Regions from separate parts of the Mus musculus genome. Here region 2 is linked to region 1. Evidence: chromatin loops called from intact Hi-C (ENCODE). Cell type or tissue: heart. All regions are shown on one strand.

Region 1 (8,000 bases):
GGGCAACCTGCCCCGTGGAGAGTAGAACTGGGAAGACTCAGTGTGGGGTCCAAGGACAGTGTGTATGTATGCAAAAGATGGGGTCTGACATTAACTGACCTTCCCTGGTCACCCATGTGCCCTCCTGGCCTCTGCGCTGTGACTTCTGTTGTTGATGATCACTATGCCCCTGGCACTGAGTCTTCTTGACTTGGCTTTTGTTTCATACAGTGGTCTCCAGCAAAGCCAATCCACTGCTCACCATGACCCCAGCATTCATGCGGTATCCTTGATTTTCTGAACACCTCACAGCCTTCTCTTCTCTAGAATAAATATTTCTGCGACTTTCCAATCTTTTGATCACACGCTCATGTTATTTTGAATCCTCTCCAGTTTTTCCTTATTACTCTGACACTAGGGAGTTTAAATGAGTTTACCTAGACTAGAGGTTTAACAGCCACTGATCCAGATGCATTCATGATGGTACCCAGTGAACTCTAGCTAATCCTTGACTCTCAACTTCTAGAGGAAGAAAAAGGGGACTCCACTTCCATCTGTTAAGAAATCCAAAGGTTGGATTGGCAAGGAAAGTAATCTACCTGCGTTTTAAAGATAAAAGGTAGCCGGGTGTGGTGGCGCACGCCTTTAATTCCAGCACTCCTGAGGCAGAGGCAGGCGGATTTCTGAGTTTAAGGCCAGCCTGGTCTACAGAGTGAGTTCCAGGACAGCCAGAGCGACACAGAGAAACCCTGTCTCGAAAAACCAAAAAAAAAAAAAAAAAAGATAAAAGGTATTGAATTTTAAAGGTATTATTATTTCAAAGCAAACATGATTGTGCTTGTTTGTAATCCCAAGAATTTGGGGAGAATGAAGCAGATAAGGCCAGGAGTAGCGGTGCACAGCTGAAATCCCTGCACCTCGAGAGGGAGATAGAGGTAAGATGATAACTTTGGGACCAGCCTCACCTACATAGCAAGTTCTAGGCCAGCCAGGGAAACATACACATAGATATCCTGTCCCAAACAAAACAAAAAGAGTTCAAGGCAAGTTTGGGCTACATAATAAGACCCTGGAAAAAGTGAGTCCAAGCAAAGACACATTAGAACTTTCTTTTCTACTAGTTTATATCATTTCCCGCTCAGGACAGGGCATGAAGCTAAGTTGGTAGATCGTTTGCCTAGCAAGCCTTTGATCCCATTCCTGACACCTCAGGATGTAATGCCACCTACCTGTGATTAGAGCACTCAGCAGGTACAGGCAAGAGGACCGGAAGTTCGAGGCCAGCCTGGGCTACATAAGATCCTGTCTCAAAACAAACAACAAAAAAAAACAAAGCACGAATTCCAGCACACCAAATCTGAAAAAGTCAGTGCCTCAATAGTGATATTAAAAAGAAATTATTTATATAATAATATCAGTGTCATATTTTAATTGTCTTAAAGATGGGTGTTACACACATAAGATATAAACAGGTAATTATGTCATGTATATTGTTCATGTACCTTGCCATACTGTCAGAATGTTCTCCTGGAGAGCAAGGTAGTGTGTGCACTGGAGGTGTCATGCTTGGGGCCTAGCTTCCAGCCCAAGCCCCATGCTCCCTAACCAGACCTACAGTGCTCCCTAGCCAGACCCTACAGTGCTCCCTAACCAGACCCTACAGTGCTCCCTAGCCAGACCCTACAGTGCTCCCTAGTCAGACCCTACAGTGCTCCCTAGCCAGACCCTACAGTGCTCCCTAGAGTTTCTGAACCCCTCCTCCCCTCTGTTTCCTCACTTGCTCTTTTTATTTTTCTTTTTTAAAGTGACATCTCTACTTACTATTTTTTAAAGATTTATTTATTTTTAACCTGGATCCTCTCCAAAATCAGCAAATATTCTTAATCAGCGAGCTGTCTCTTCAGCCCCTGTTATCTCTCCCTTGTAAATGTCCTATACTTATATGGTATATTATGATCACATCTCGCTAGCACCACTCTCTCCAGCTTCTCTTAGTGTCCCCGCCCCTTGACCCCCTCCCACTTCATGGTCTTTTCTCTTCTTGTTCCTTAACAATCCCCGAGTCTCACTAGTGGCACCCTGAGTGCTCAGGAGGGTGGGGTCACCCAATAGGGCATCCACAGGCTCTCTGCCAATAGCCACGACCCCAGAGAAAAGTGACTGTCCTTCTCTCAGCAGACATCAGGTTCCATTAGCTCCTCTAGGAGGGGGTGGACCTTTGGGCCCTGGGTTCTCTCTCTTGGGTCAGGGGAGTGATGGTAATGAGAATATTTGCCTCCAGGGACTTTCCTGGGCATTTAAATACATTAACAAACATTTAAAAGCACACACTCATAACTGCCTTCACACACACGTGCTTCCTGCTGTTGCTGTTACCATCAGTAACATCACTCTCTCTGAGCAAGGAAGTGTATCAAGTCCATTTCTCCAAGAACACTCAAGGGATAGTTTGTTTCTAGAGTCGACGCTAGAAATGAGCACCTAGAACAGAGAGATCCTGCCATTTGAAGGAGCAACAGCACAGCAGCATGGTTCTCTGGGGGAGACAAGCTGCTCTCCCAGAGATGTCCTCAGGCTGTAATAACACAGAGAAAGCAGAAATGCATTCTCACCTTCCTTTACCTCCACCATACGTCTGTTTGTATTGATGACATCACTCACCTGTTTGAAGTCTAAGTGGGACAAGGTACATTCATGTCTGCAGGCATTGTCAGTGAGGGAAGGAGGCTGGTGAGAAACACACACACACACACACACACACACACACACACACACACACACGCACACACGCTTGCGCACAGGCTCACACCTTTTATTGTACAGTAAGTCTCCACTTACATAATAAAAGGTGTTCTCTTCCGGGTGATTTACTTTACATTTTACTACTTTTAGAGGCACAGAGAGAGAGAGAGAGAGAGAGAGAGAGAGCTGATCTGTTGGGATTTTCAGCCACACATACAAGCTAGCAACCATCCTTAAAGTTGTCGGAGCAATGGGGCTGGGTGTGTACTGTGTGTCGGTGCTTGGCATGATTTGAGTGTGAGACGTCCCCCACAGGCCACGTGCTTGAGTACTTGGCTTCTAGTGTGTGGCACACTGTTTTGGGAGGTTGTAGAATCTCTGAAATGGGAGACATGGCAGGCAGAGGTAGGTAACTAGGGGTGAACCACTGTTTCCAGCCTCAGGTTTCAATGATAAGAATGTAATTAATGCCACCCAGCTCAGCACTTAAAACGCTTGGATGGCAAATTTTATTTACCACATTTAAATATTTTTAAATGGACTAGATAAAAATTAAAGCTAGAGAAACAGGAGGGCGCCCCCTCCCTCACACCTGATCTGTCACATGTCCCCTTGTTCCCCTTGTGAGGCCTATCTCAACTCACCTTGGTGAGTAACACTGGCCAGGCTTCGCTCAGTGGATTCCTACCTACCAGTTACCCTTGGCCCTGAAGCCCTCCAGTGCATATGTGCAAGGGTGGCCATCCCTTCCCTTAGTCACATAAATAGTAAATTAGATACTATCTAATATGGAATATTTACATGTATGTCCACACCTACTATCATCTACAATCAATATTATATTATCCATACTATTATAAGTTTTCCACTTACAGATGAAGAGCCTAGAGCCCAAGAAAGTTAGAGCCTAAGAAAGAAAGGTTTTGAGGTCACCTTTGTAAAGTGGAGAAAATGAGTCTGAAACCAGCTGAGGCAGAACCTGTGCCTTTAGACACAGGACTCTATTGCCCCCTAGCGGAACCCCTTGTCTAATCTTGTCTCTCTCCAGCAGAGCTCCTTGCAGTGGTCAAGAAACTCATGGATTGACTCTAGCTGCATATGTATCAAAAGATGGCCTAGTCAGCCATCACTGGAAAGAGAGGCCCATTGGACACACAAACTTTATATGCCCCAGTACAGGGGAACGCCAGGGCCACAAAAATGGGAATGGGTGGGTAGGGAAGTGGGGGGGGAGGGTATGGGGGACTTTTGGGATAGCATTGGAAATGTAATTGAGGAAAATACATAATAAAAAAAAAAAGAAACTCATGGATTTATGTGTCCTGGTTACCCATGCATACATACATCCCCAGCCTTATTCCTATTCAAACCCCACCCTACCCCAAAGAAGTAATTTCACAACCAAGTCTATTCCTTATTATGCAGAGCTCCTTGGAGTAGTCAAGAAACTTCTGGATTTATCCATCCTGGATACTTTTGGAGTAAACATCCCTCCATGTTTCTGGCTTGATCTGACTATGCCAGATACACTGGACAGCTGGCTGGTTTCTCCGCCTTCCTTTGGTTCTTCTGTTGTTTAACCTTAAACCCTTGTTCTTATGGAAACTTTGTTTCAGAGGACTGAGGCTCAGAAACAGACACTCCCAGAAAAACATGCATCCCCGTTGTTTTCTCTGTATGTAGCACCAGCTCACCCTATTCTGTGGCTCTTTTATGTTCTTGGTCTGCTGTGATTTTAGAGCAATACAAACATGTCATGTTGTGGGAGGTGCAATAACAAGGTGCTAAATCTTGAGTCCTCTGTTCTCCACCTTTGTGATGGCAGATTGGCAGACATGTTGTCTTGGGACACTGAGAAGTTTACAGACAACATCAGCCCTTTGCCACCCCGGGCATTATAGGGTATTAGTATCAGCATCCTTTCTTCACCCAGACATGACAGTGATTTTTGTGACCATATGAATCTCACAAAAGGTCTGAGGTTTTAGTTTTATGTTTGCTTCCATGAGTGAGTGACAGTCTGATGGGTGGAGATGTCTCACAATCACCTCCAAGCAGGCAGTTGTCCTTGTACATCATGAAAATAAGATGGTAAGTTTTTTGTGTGTGTTTATTTGTTTGTATTTTACAGCTAGAGTGACAGACACTCTTCACAGATCACATCTGAATATTAGAGTCCTGTAAACCATAAAAAGAAAGAGGCTGCCAGAACCAGTTTTACATCTATTCAATTGGTCGGGGACATCTTGCCTTAGTGACACACCTTGAGAGTGGGCAGCACATCTTCAGGTCAGATGGACACTCAGATGCACTCAGGCTGGACAAAGGGGCCATCCCAGATACTTGGTAGAGCACAGGTAGCAGGTGACACTAGTTGCAGCGTCCGTCCTGTCTACTCTAAAGCAGATCCCTCACTTGTTAGGGTAATAAGGGGAGGAAGGAGGACCTAAGCCATGTAACACAGACTGGATAAACAAATGGCACACACTTGCCCCTCCCCATGACCCATCTGACCATGCCCTGATGTTTTATTCTTTGGCTTTTCTTTTTGAGACAGGTTCTCTTGTATTCCATATTTGCCCCAAGCTCCTCATGTAGCTGTGAAGGGGAATTTTATCAATGTGACATACTTGGGAAAAGGGACCCTCAATTGAAGCATTGCCTCCATCAGATTGGCAAAGACATGCAGTGGCATTTTCCTTACTACTAATTGGCATAGGAGCAGTGCCATCCCTGGGCAGGTGGGCCTGGGCTGTATAAGAAGGATAACTGAGTGAGCCATGGGAAGCAAGGCAGTAAGCAGTGCTTCTCCATGGTCTCTGCTTCAAGTTCCTGCATTGAACTGCAGTCCTAGTTTCCCTCAAGGTAGATGGCAACCTGTGAGCCAGACAAACGCTTTCCTTCCCAAGTTGTGTTTGGCCTTAGTGTTTGTCACGGCCACAGAGAGCAAGCTGGAACAGTAACCTTGAACCCTGACTCTCTTACCTCCGCCTCTTGAGAGCTGGAATTACAGGCATGAACCACCACACCTAGTTTCTGGGAATTAAACCCAGGGCTTCAGGCTTGACAGGCAAAGGCTCTAGCAAACTGAGCTACAAACATAGCTCCCTTCCTTGGTTGCTTTCATTTCTTTAACTTTGGGGAATTATCATAAACTATGCATACAGCTTGCTGTCTTAACCAATCTATGTGTGCAGTTCTTCAACATTAAATTCATTCATGATGTCAGGCAACAACAACTTCTGGTGTTTCCAAATCTTTTCATCATCCCATACTGAGACCCATTTCACTTGCATTCCCAACCCTCCACTCCACCCACGCCCAGCTCACCTTGCTCTACTTTCTATCTTTAAAATGTTATATATTCTACAAACCTCACAGACAGGGGTTCACATAACTCTGGCTGGCTTCTCTCCCTTAATGTATCTCTAAGGTTCATTCATGTTGTAGCATACATCAGAATGAATTTCTCTCTCAAGGCATACACACCATGTTTTCTTCACAGATGTATTTGTCCCTTGACCCTTGGACTCTCTTTTCGTTTTTTGCTGTTACCAAAAATGTGCTACAATGTACCTCATTTGCAAGCATAGCCCGTTAATTCTTGTATGCTATTATACAAGAACCTGCATAACAATGCTTTCTTTTTACCTGTTGGCATTCAGAGCTTAACAATATCAATACTGTAGTCCCAGCAGTGGGGCTGACCTGGAAGATCAGAAGTTTGAGGTCATTCTCAGCTACCTAGTGAGGATGAGGTCATCCCAGGCTTTGTGAGATTCATTCATTCATTCATTCATTCATTCATTCATGCATTCATTCGTTCATAGCCTAAAATACTTACTGACAGACTTTTTACAGAAAAAAAAGTATTGACCTCTAGTCTAAGGGTGAGGTTAGTACAGAGACTGTCCTGACAGAACCCAAATCTCCCCCACTTGTTAAAGGGGCAGAGCAGGAAATCTCTGGGGCATGGTGGGAGTGACAGCTTGGTCTGGATTAGCTTGCAAGGGAGGTTGTAGCAAGTACCATAGACTGGGTGTTTGGATAATAAAGTCTGCTTTTCCTGTGGTAGAAGTCTGAGATGAAGAGTGGGCGTATTTGGCTTGTGTAAGCCACCTTCTTCTCGTTTTGTATTCTCAGGATCCTCCACCTGGGTGTCTCTGTCCTAGTGTCCCACCATGAGACCAGTCATGCTGAACCAGGAGACCCTCTAAGAATCTCTCTAGCTGTCCCTTTAAGAGTGGTGTCTTTTAAAACAGACATGTTCTTAAGGACCAAGACTTAGAACATCAACATGCAAATTATAAAGAGACACAAGTGGGCCAGTGAAAGCCCATACTTCCTGCAAGACCCATCAATCCTCCAACAGCACAACACATTCCTTCCCCAAACTGGTACTGATGGTTTTACAAGTGAAGAGATAATATGAAAATATCTTCTTGGCATTGTAGATATTGACTTCCAGCAAGGCAGAGCTGCCAGCAAAAACAACTTACTTTCTAGGGCTTCTTCCTCCTCCTCCCTCTCCCCCTCCCCCTCCTGCTGCTGCTGCTCCTCCTCCCCTCCCCCTCCCTCCTCCTGCTGCTGCTCCTCCTCCCCTCCCCCTCCCCCCTCCTGCTGCTCCTCCTCCTCCTCCTCCTCCTCCTCCTCCTCCTCCTCCTCCTCCTCCTCCTCCTCCTCCTCCTCCTCCTCCTCCTCCTCCTCCTCCTCTTCTTCTTCTTCTTCTTCTTCTTCTTCTTCTTCTTCTTCTTCTTCTTCTTCTTTGGTTTTTGAGACAGGGTTTCTCTGTGTAGCCCTGGCTGTCCTGGAACTCACTCTGTAGACCAGGCTGGCCTCGAACTCAGAAATCCACCTGCCTCTGCCTCCCAAGTACTGGGATTAAAGGCATGTGCCACCACTGCCCAACTTTCTAGGGCTTCTTGACTTTGTCTTCATTAAACAATTAATTGCAGAGTTTCCTTCATCTTTCTTAAAACAACAAAGAGTGGGAAAAAAAAACTCCTCAGTATAATTTTAGCAGCAATTAACCTGAATTCTCCTAGAAGTGTTTCTGCACTGCTGTCCATAGCTCAGCAAGGGTGACCAGCCTAGGTGTCCTGCTTGGAGTTCTGTGTCCACACCCTTCCACTGGGCCGTGGGACATCATTACCACCCTCACCCCTGTCTGTCACTATCTCCTTACTTCAGAAAAGTAAGAGGACACTTTTAAGGGATACAACCAGATACACATTGAGGTCAAGAAATAAGCCCTTCCTTTCCTGGACACAGCTATGGTA
Region 2 (8,000 bases), 55 kb before region 1:
GAATCCCTGGATGCTAAAATACTGCCTGCCAGGCAAATTCTGCAGCAGCAGGGCGAGGGCTATGGGGTGACCACTTTCTGATTGGATTCAAGACCCGCTACAGGAAGGAATCTGTGTCTCATACTGTGTTACCTGTCAAAAGCCCATGGCTCAGACGGTTATAGGCCCTGTGGAAGTCTTAATGACAATGTCCCTATTGGCTCATATGTTTGAATACCTGGTCCCCAGTTGGTGGAACTGTTAGGATTAGGAGGTGTGGCCTGTTGAAGGAGGTCTGTCACCAGGCCTTAAGGTTTCAAAAGACTTGCCCTATTCCCAGTGTCTGCCTGCCTTGTGGTTGTGTCTCAAGATGTGAACTCCTGCCACAGCACCATGGCTGCTGCCATGCTCCCTGCCATGATGCTCACGGACTCTAACCCTGTAAGTTGCCTTGGTCGTGGTATCTTATGGCAGCAATAGAAAAGAAACTAACACAGGCCCTAAGGGAGAGCCTACTGCTGTTTTAGTAAATGTACGTGCTATCGTGCTGCCCTCTAAACAGTTACATATGGGCCAAGAGATCAGCATCAGCCCTGCTCTCAGCCCTGGCCAGGGAAGCGCTGTCTTCACAGCTGCAGTGAGCACAGACTAGGAACTGGTCACAGTGCTGAGTGCCCTGACTTAGCGCTATCTGTACCTGTGGGTGTAACTGCCCACAAGGCTCAGGGAATGTAAGGGGGTGGGGGGTGGGGGGTGGAAATGATGGGAAACAGTCTTCAGGACACAGCATGGCCATCACACTCACGAATTCTCCACAGCTATGCGTACCTGCACAAGGCTGAGCCAGGCTGCACTAACTGGACTGAGTTGGGGGAGGGAAAACATGAAGGAAGGGGGAGGAGGAGATGCTGTTGGGAGGTAGATCATGGATACACTGTATCATGGATAAAATTGTCTAGATAGATAGGCAGACAGACAGACAGACAGACAGATAGTATATTTTAAAAAGATGATGATTTTTGTTTATATGCATATATATTTTGAAAAATATGACCTATTAGTTCTATCACTAGCCCAGTCATACAAAGGAAATCTGTTTCCTAAAATAAACAGGATGCTTCTGATGAGGGAAGAAATAGTCTATAAGCCAAAACGTCTTAGAAGACTAAAGGGCTTGTTATCACAGGGTACTACTTAATATAGAAGCAATCTTAAGTGAATGCTAAAGCATTTGCATAACCTACCACTTATTTTTTTTAATTTTTTATTCCAATGTTAACAAGATTTCAAATCAGGTTAAGGCCAATAGTTCAGGTGCCACTGATCACCTGTGTGTTACAATAGAAGCAGAGGACCTATCAAAGCAGCTCGACAGCGTCCAATCACCAAAAAGGAAACGAGAGTGGATGAGGAATTGGAACCACTCCATGTGTGACTAACTGCACACCGCAGCTAACTCCTCTGGAAACAACAGAGTCTCTCATCCCAAACCCTCTCAGTCCCTTTAAGGCAAGCCTGACAACCTATTTCTTGTTATATCCTGCTCTCACTTGATGTCCTTAAGGTGACATCAAGAGAGGCATCCATTTTTGAGCCACTGCATAACTTTAGAAAAACATATCCCTAGCTGAATCACTAGGTCCATTTACCGAGGGCCTCCAGTGGGAAGCACTATGCTGGACACAGAATCATTTGAGAGTGGCAGTTCTTCATTAACAAAACGAGAAGAAAAAAGGAAGTGGAAAAACAGCCAAGGGTCTGTAAATACATAACTGTGAGAGATGCCACAGGCAACTCCTGCTATTAATTCTAAAGCCTATGATTGCAGACCCCCCCAAAAAAGTGTGACATTAAGTGCTAGAAAAATAAATCACATACCACAGGCAAGAACAATGCCTTACCATGCAAAGAAATGCTACAGCAATATGCCCTGGTCTCCAGTTCAGAACTTTCCAGCCCCTGCAGCCTGTGGTGGCGGGGGTAGTAGGAGGAGAGGGGGAGACTGCAATACACATATGTGCGTGGAAGTCAAAGATACCATTTCTCAGGCACTGCCTGCTTTGTGGGGTTGGAGGCCTGGAACTTGCAAAGCACACTGAGCTGACTGGCTAGAAAGCCCCAGGGATGCCCTTGTCAGGGTTTCCCAGCACTGGGCTTGCAAGTCATCACGCTTGGACATACGGGTGAGTGGGTGGGTGGGTGAGTGAGTGAGTGAGTGAGTGAGTGAGTGAGTGAGAGACTGAGTGAGTGAGAGAGAGACTGAGTGAGTGAGTGAGTGAGTGAGTGAGTGAGAGAGAGACTGAGTGAGTGAGAGAGAGACTGAGTGAGTGAGAGAGAGACTGAGTGAGTGAGAGAGAGACTGAGTGAGTGAGAGAGAGACTGAGTGAATGAATGAATGAATGAATGAATGAATGAATGAATGAATGAATGAGAGTTCTGGGGCGCAAACTCCAGCCCTCGCATTTAATAAGCATCTCACTGACTGAGCTAGCTCTGTGCTTAAGCCACTGAACTGCCTTTGCTGGGATTCTTCTGGGGCTGCATGGCCTGCTCGTGACAAGAAACATACAAGAGTCACAAACTTTTGTGTCCATATGGAAAGTGCTAGAGTAAGACAGGAACACTATCACAACCATCACGTGCTCAATTTACTGCGCACACTGAGAGGAAGACCTGTGAACAAGCCAATGCTATTCATTATCAAGGAAAAAACAGCATGGACGCCTGTCTCCTCAGCAGGCTGATCATGTCTTCAAGAAGTTAACCCCAAAATAAATAAGATAAAAATACACACACTCACACACACACACACACAAAGGTCACAGCAAATGAGGACAAAAGGCAGCAGGGCCCACACACCTCAGGACACAGATGCTTCTGAGTCCCTGCGGGCCCCAGTGTTCCCTGCGAGGGCAGAGATAGGGGTGTCATTAAGTGACTCCTGGGGACTCTGAGGTCCCATCTTGCCAGCCTTCATTTATATTGCTCCAGAAAAGATCTGGAAGGCCAAAGTAAAACACAGAAAAAGGAGTCTGCCCAACTGTACAGTATCGAGGCTAACTTAACACAGCTTGGAAAGTTCATGATTCAGGGAAAGACTCCAGCACAGCCACCCAGCCCCAAATTAGGGAAGGACGAGAACTAGTGTTGGTGTCTACAAAACCCAGGATGCAAGCTACTGGGTACATGGCAATTCACAGAGACCCCAGGTAGTGAAATAGCACTCACGGGAACAGCTTCAGAGGCAGAGACACCCATACCCAGAGTGCCAATTCTGAAGCCCAAACTCTCCTGCAAAAGTCTCTCTGGGTAGGACAGGAAATGTACCACACATACAGAAACCGAGTGGAATCTGAGGAATCAAAGGCTAGGAGCACCTGGCTTCCAGCCAAGTCCAGAAAAGGGAGCATGGAGGGCAGTCAGGCAAGAAAGGCCTGAGCTGAGGGCACATTTATTCCCGACTCCTTCCTGCAGAGAGCCTAGTCACTCCTCCACACAGCCGACTCACAGGGCTCTCTCCTTCCAGGTTCTATCGCCTCCTGCCTGCCTCTCTTTAGACCTATGGTGAGGGTTACAACTGTCCTAGGGTCCTGCCCTACAGGCATCTGCTGCTCCCTGTCTATCGGAACTGTTTCTCCTCCACCAAAGCAGTGACCACCACACATGGACTCACACACACATACCACCACACATGGACTCACACACACACACAGACTCACACACACACACACGAGGACTCGCGCACACACGCGCACACACATGGACTCACACACACACATGGACTCTCACACACACACACTTGGGCTACTTCGTGGAAGCCACAAAGGTGGAATCACTCATCAAGGGTTCCCTCCTACGTGGCTTTCTGTAGTGAGGTTTACTCTTGTGGTAGCTGCCTCTTCCTTGTACACCACTCTCTTGACACGAAGAACATTCCAGTGTCCACTCTACAGCTGGTGAGTGAGGGGTTGTTTCTACTTTGAGACTGTTACAGACAAGGCTTCTGTGAATGCTTTTTACCTGTCTTCTGGTCTCACTGGCTGTACGTCAGGGAGTCACCTGGGCCATAGCATTTGCACACCTTCACTTACAACTTAATACCAAAAGGTCTTCTGTGTTTTAATTCCCACCAGCAACATGCATGGATTTTGAGTGACAGGCGCCCAGCACCCACACTGCAAACCCTCATCTCTGTGAGCACCTGGCCTGTGGGTGATGCTATTTTTTGGGTTTAGTTTTCATGATCACAAATGAAATTAGCAGACATGCTGTTTGCTGATGATGTAGATACATTTGGGGTTGGGTTTTTTGGTTTTTGTTTTTTGGGGTTTTTTTTGGGGGGGAGGCTGTGTTCAACTTGCCCACTAGATGGCAGAGTTCTTCCTAGACGCAGATCTGCGGGCAGAGAGAATCTAGCCTTGAAGATGAAGTCTTCTACCAACGTGCTTAATGAGAACAAGAAGGAGAAATGACTATTTCTGAGAACCAACTATAACAAGGATGGTAAGTATATGACACATGATACAGAACAGAGCATACAGGCTGAAAAACAGAAACAGCCCATTTTGACTGCCTTTCCCAATTATACAGATAATGGCAGAAAAATCAGTTGAGTAATTAAAAACATTAGATGTACTTCTAATATGCAGACACCTATACACTAAAATCCTCCATCTCACATTCACCTGGGAGTTCTTTCTTATCATTCAGTGCCCACCATCTTTAAATTACTGTCCCACGTGCCCGAGATAAAGCTCTAAACACAAAGAGTTCATTTGGGCTCAGCTTTGGTGGATCTGGTCTGCACCTATGGAAAGGTATCATGTCACTCCCTAAGGTCTCTGCCACCTTCTGAAAATGAACTCCAGGCTGAGGACTAAACTCTTGACCACGGAATTCTGGAAAACACGGAGTATGTCACAGCCCTGGTCTACTGTCAGTCCTCTTTCTCCTCAATGGTAACTTCCTAGTATCGAACACAATACCCACACACGCTCAATGGTGACTTCCTAGTGTCACACACAATACCCCCCCACACACTCAATGGTGACTTCCTAGTGTCACACACGAGACTCACACACACTCTCTTCTTTGTACATCTCCTTTAACTGAAATCAGAGTTTGCAGTTTAGAGTCAAGTGCATCGCAATAGCCTTGGGGTTTTCAATTGGTTGGACCTCTGAATAAGTCTGTGAACTCTTGGCCTGGAGTCCTAAGACTTCAGAAGCTACAGGTCTGGTGAGCTCCCAGGCAGAAGCCCTTTCCTCCGAGAATTTCTTAGTGACAGACAACGCTGTTGTTGCTAATTTAGCTAAACGTATCTAGCACATTGATGGTCATATCTGGATTCAAGTCATTTCTTATGAAGTAAGTAACTCTGATTATATGTTCATAAACATTTTAAGATGCACAAAAGAGACAGAATTAAGGAAGGCTAAATTAAACAACATATATTTCTCTTCATACTAAAGTGGCTATAAGAGTATGTCTATAAATCACTGGGGTTAAAAACTACATTTAAGCCAGGCAGTGGTAGTGTGTGCCTTTAATCCCAGCACTTGGGAGGCAAAGGCAGGCAGATATCTGAGTTCCAAGGCAGCCTGGTCTACAGAGTGAGTTCCAGGACAGTAAGGGCTACACAGAGAAACCCTGTCTCGAACATTTAAATAATCTCTTAAGTCTTTATTCAGAAATTCCTACTATTCAAAACACCCGAGCCCAGGGCCTGGCCCTTCTGAAGCAACAATTGTTGGGACACAGCCTGAGAAAGTAAGAGGCAGGGGACAAAGGTTCCGAACTGTCAAATCAGAGGTCAGGACTCCTCCCCTCTTGCAGAACAGTCTCTGTCCATCATTCTCACTCTTCTCCAGCTACCAACCACTGAGGGCTTGCTGTCCACTGTCCCCATGCAGGGGCAGGCCAGGTAAACAGTGTTACAGCAGACCTCTAGCCACTGCAGGAGGTCATCAGGACACTTGTTACGGTTGTGAACCATTCAGACCATGAAATACAACTCTGTGTGTGGCAAAAACAAAGCTTTAACAAAAGAGACCCATCCTACATGCAGACATGCTACATGCATGTAATAACACCCTTGGAGCCATCCTACATGCAGACATGCTACATGCATGTAATAACACCCTTGGAGTCATCCTACATGCAGACATGCTACATGCATGTAATAACACCCTTGGAGTCATCCTACATGCAGACATGCTACATGCATGTAATAACACTCTTGGAGTCATCCTACATGCAGACATGCTACATGCATGTAATAACACCCTTGGAGTCATCCTACATGCAGACATGCTACACGCATGTAATAACACCCTTGGAGTCATCCTACATGCAGACATGCTACACGCATGTAATAACACTCCCAATAGTGTCTTAACTAAATCATGTTGATTTAAAAACTAGGTTCTCCTACTAAGTATATAAACTCACCTACAGTCTTCAATGCTCAAACTAAACCTCAAAGTGAGACCAAAACATTTCATAAAGTACAGGAAACCCTGACGTCTCTGGAGTATGAGAAAACCCTCTTTGGTAAGAATTCTCTCACATTCCAAAGTACGTGAGAAGACCAAAACTGCAGGCATGGTCACAAAGTCCCTGGTAAGAGTAACAGATTCCTGAAGGCAAGGTGAGGCGTGCAGGAGGGCCACTCCTCCGCCTCCTGCACAGACCTCTCACCACATCTCAGGCAGCTCAGTGTCCTTGCAGTTGGTTCTGGGCTCAGACGACCATCCACCCCACCCCCCTCTTCACATGTTCACTTTCTTAGCTATCGAACAATGTTAAATGCTCCTTAGCTACAACTCATGTCAGCACCCCCAAGCACATGGTGTAGTGGTGGAGCATCAAAGACAGCAAGGTGTGTGCCGGCCACCCAAGCATAAGGCACAGAGCTGGGGCAAGGAACCGTCCAGGCCAGCCCAGCTCTGAGGGAAAATGGCAGCTGTGAGGTGGTTAGAGGGAGGGTCTACAGGTGGGTTCTGCCAAGCTTTTGGGAGGTTCCAAATCTGCCCTGGGCACCTTGCACTAAGAAATGCAAGTTCTCAACTAAGAATGCTACATACGGGGAAGACTCAAGTCTTAATGAGAAGACACCCCAGGCTCCTCATCTGTTGACTGTAGCAGCACAATCAGTACTTCCTGTCAGAAACCTTCTCACAGAACACACTGGGTCCCAGTCAAGAGGTATCCATGTGGCTGACCTGTGTAGCATATGAAAAAACATAACTTCATATAAAACAATTATGATGTAACTTGGCAATGCCAAAGCATGTCTAGAGAAGGTTTCAAGGCAATCACCTCTCACCCACACAGGAACTGCTGCAGTGGTCTCCAGTGGCTCTATAGCACATTATTCTGGAAGGCTCCCACGGCACCCAGTGGTTTGTTAGCACAGCTAACGTCAGTACCTTTTGTAGAATGAAAGTTTAGCACTTCTGGGAAAAGAAGCAAGGTTCTCAAACTACCTCAAGTTCACGCTGTGGCAGCTGTGGTGGCTGACAGCTGGAGTCCAGCTCTCAGGAGGCAGAGACAGGAAGACCAGGGTAAGTTCAAAGCCAACCTGGTCAACACAGCTCCAAAGCAGCCAGTAAGGCCCCGTCTCAAAACAGGACAGACAAGATGACAGGAGCCAGTTTAAATCGCTCACACTATAGACACAGAAGCAGCTAAGCTTAGGCACCATTTAAAGGCTGGCAAATAATGTGTAGCCAATGTAGAGATACTTAGAACTGGACAAGGGCTGGGCTACTTTAAAGAGAAAGTTAAACTCAGAGTAGCTAGACAGCGATGCTCTGGGCTGCCCAATCCTCCCTTCTGTGGGTTTCACTTCCCTTCTCAGCTGAGAACACTGCTACATATAAATTCTTCCAGCTACATGTAAATTCCCCAGTCCTTCCCATGGTTTACATGGATGTTCATGCAAGAAAAAAATTACTGCAAGTCTTCCCTGAGATAGAAAATGGACAAAGTGTAGGAAGTACCTACAGGATCCAGGAACA

Evidence for each region. Peaks named below come from ENCODE experiments on the same cell type or tissue, not always from the same donor. Only the 100,000 strongest peaks of a DNase experiment are listed, where the experiment ranks them.
Region 2: it touches region 1 in a loop (5-fold over the local background); 23 of 42 quality-filtered maps call a loop at or near these places.

What each region holds. Positions count from the first base shown.
Region 1 is chr14:121,861,098-121,869,097 of GRCm38, reverse strand. No RefSeq gene overlaps it. Among named protein-coding and RNA genes, the nearest start is that of Ubac2, 14 kb to the left of the region's middle. In heart, a CTCF peak has its summit at 3,716 (motif pointing left); no DNase peak of the experiment used is centred here; H3K27me3 peaks cover 273 bases.
Region 2 is chr14:121,916,317-121,924,316 of GRCm38, reverse strand. All of the region lies in intron 4 of Ubac2 (ubiquitin associated domain containing 2), which reads right to left. It overlaps Gm46485 (a long non-coding RNA gene), which reads right to left. Exons shown (of 2, transcript XR_001781471.2): 1 at 7,300-8,000; 2 at 1-7,202. Among named protein-coding and RNA genes, the nearest start is that of Gpr18, 4.4 kb to the right of the region's middle. In heart, a CTCF peak has its summit at 4,326 (motif pointing right); no DNase peak of the experiment used is centred here; H3K27ac peaks cover 778 bases.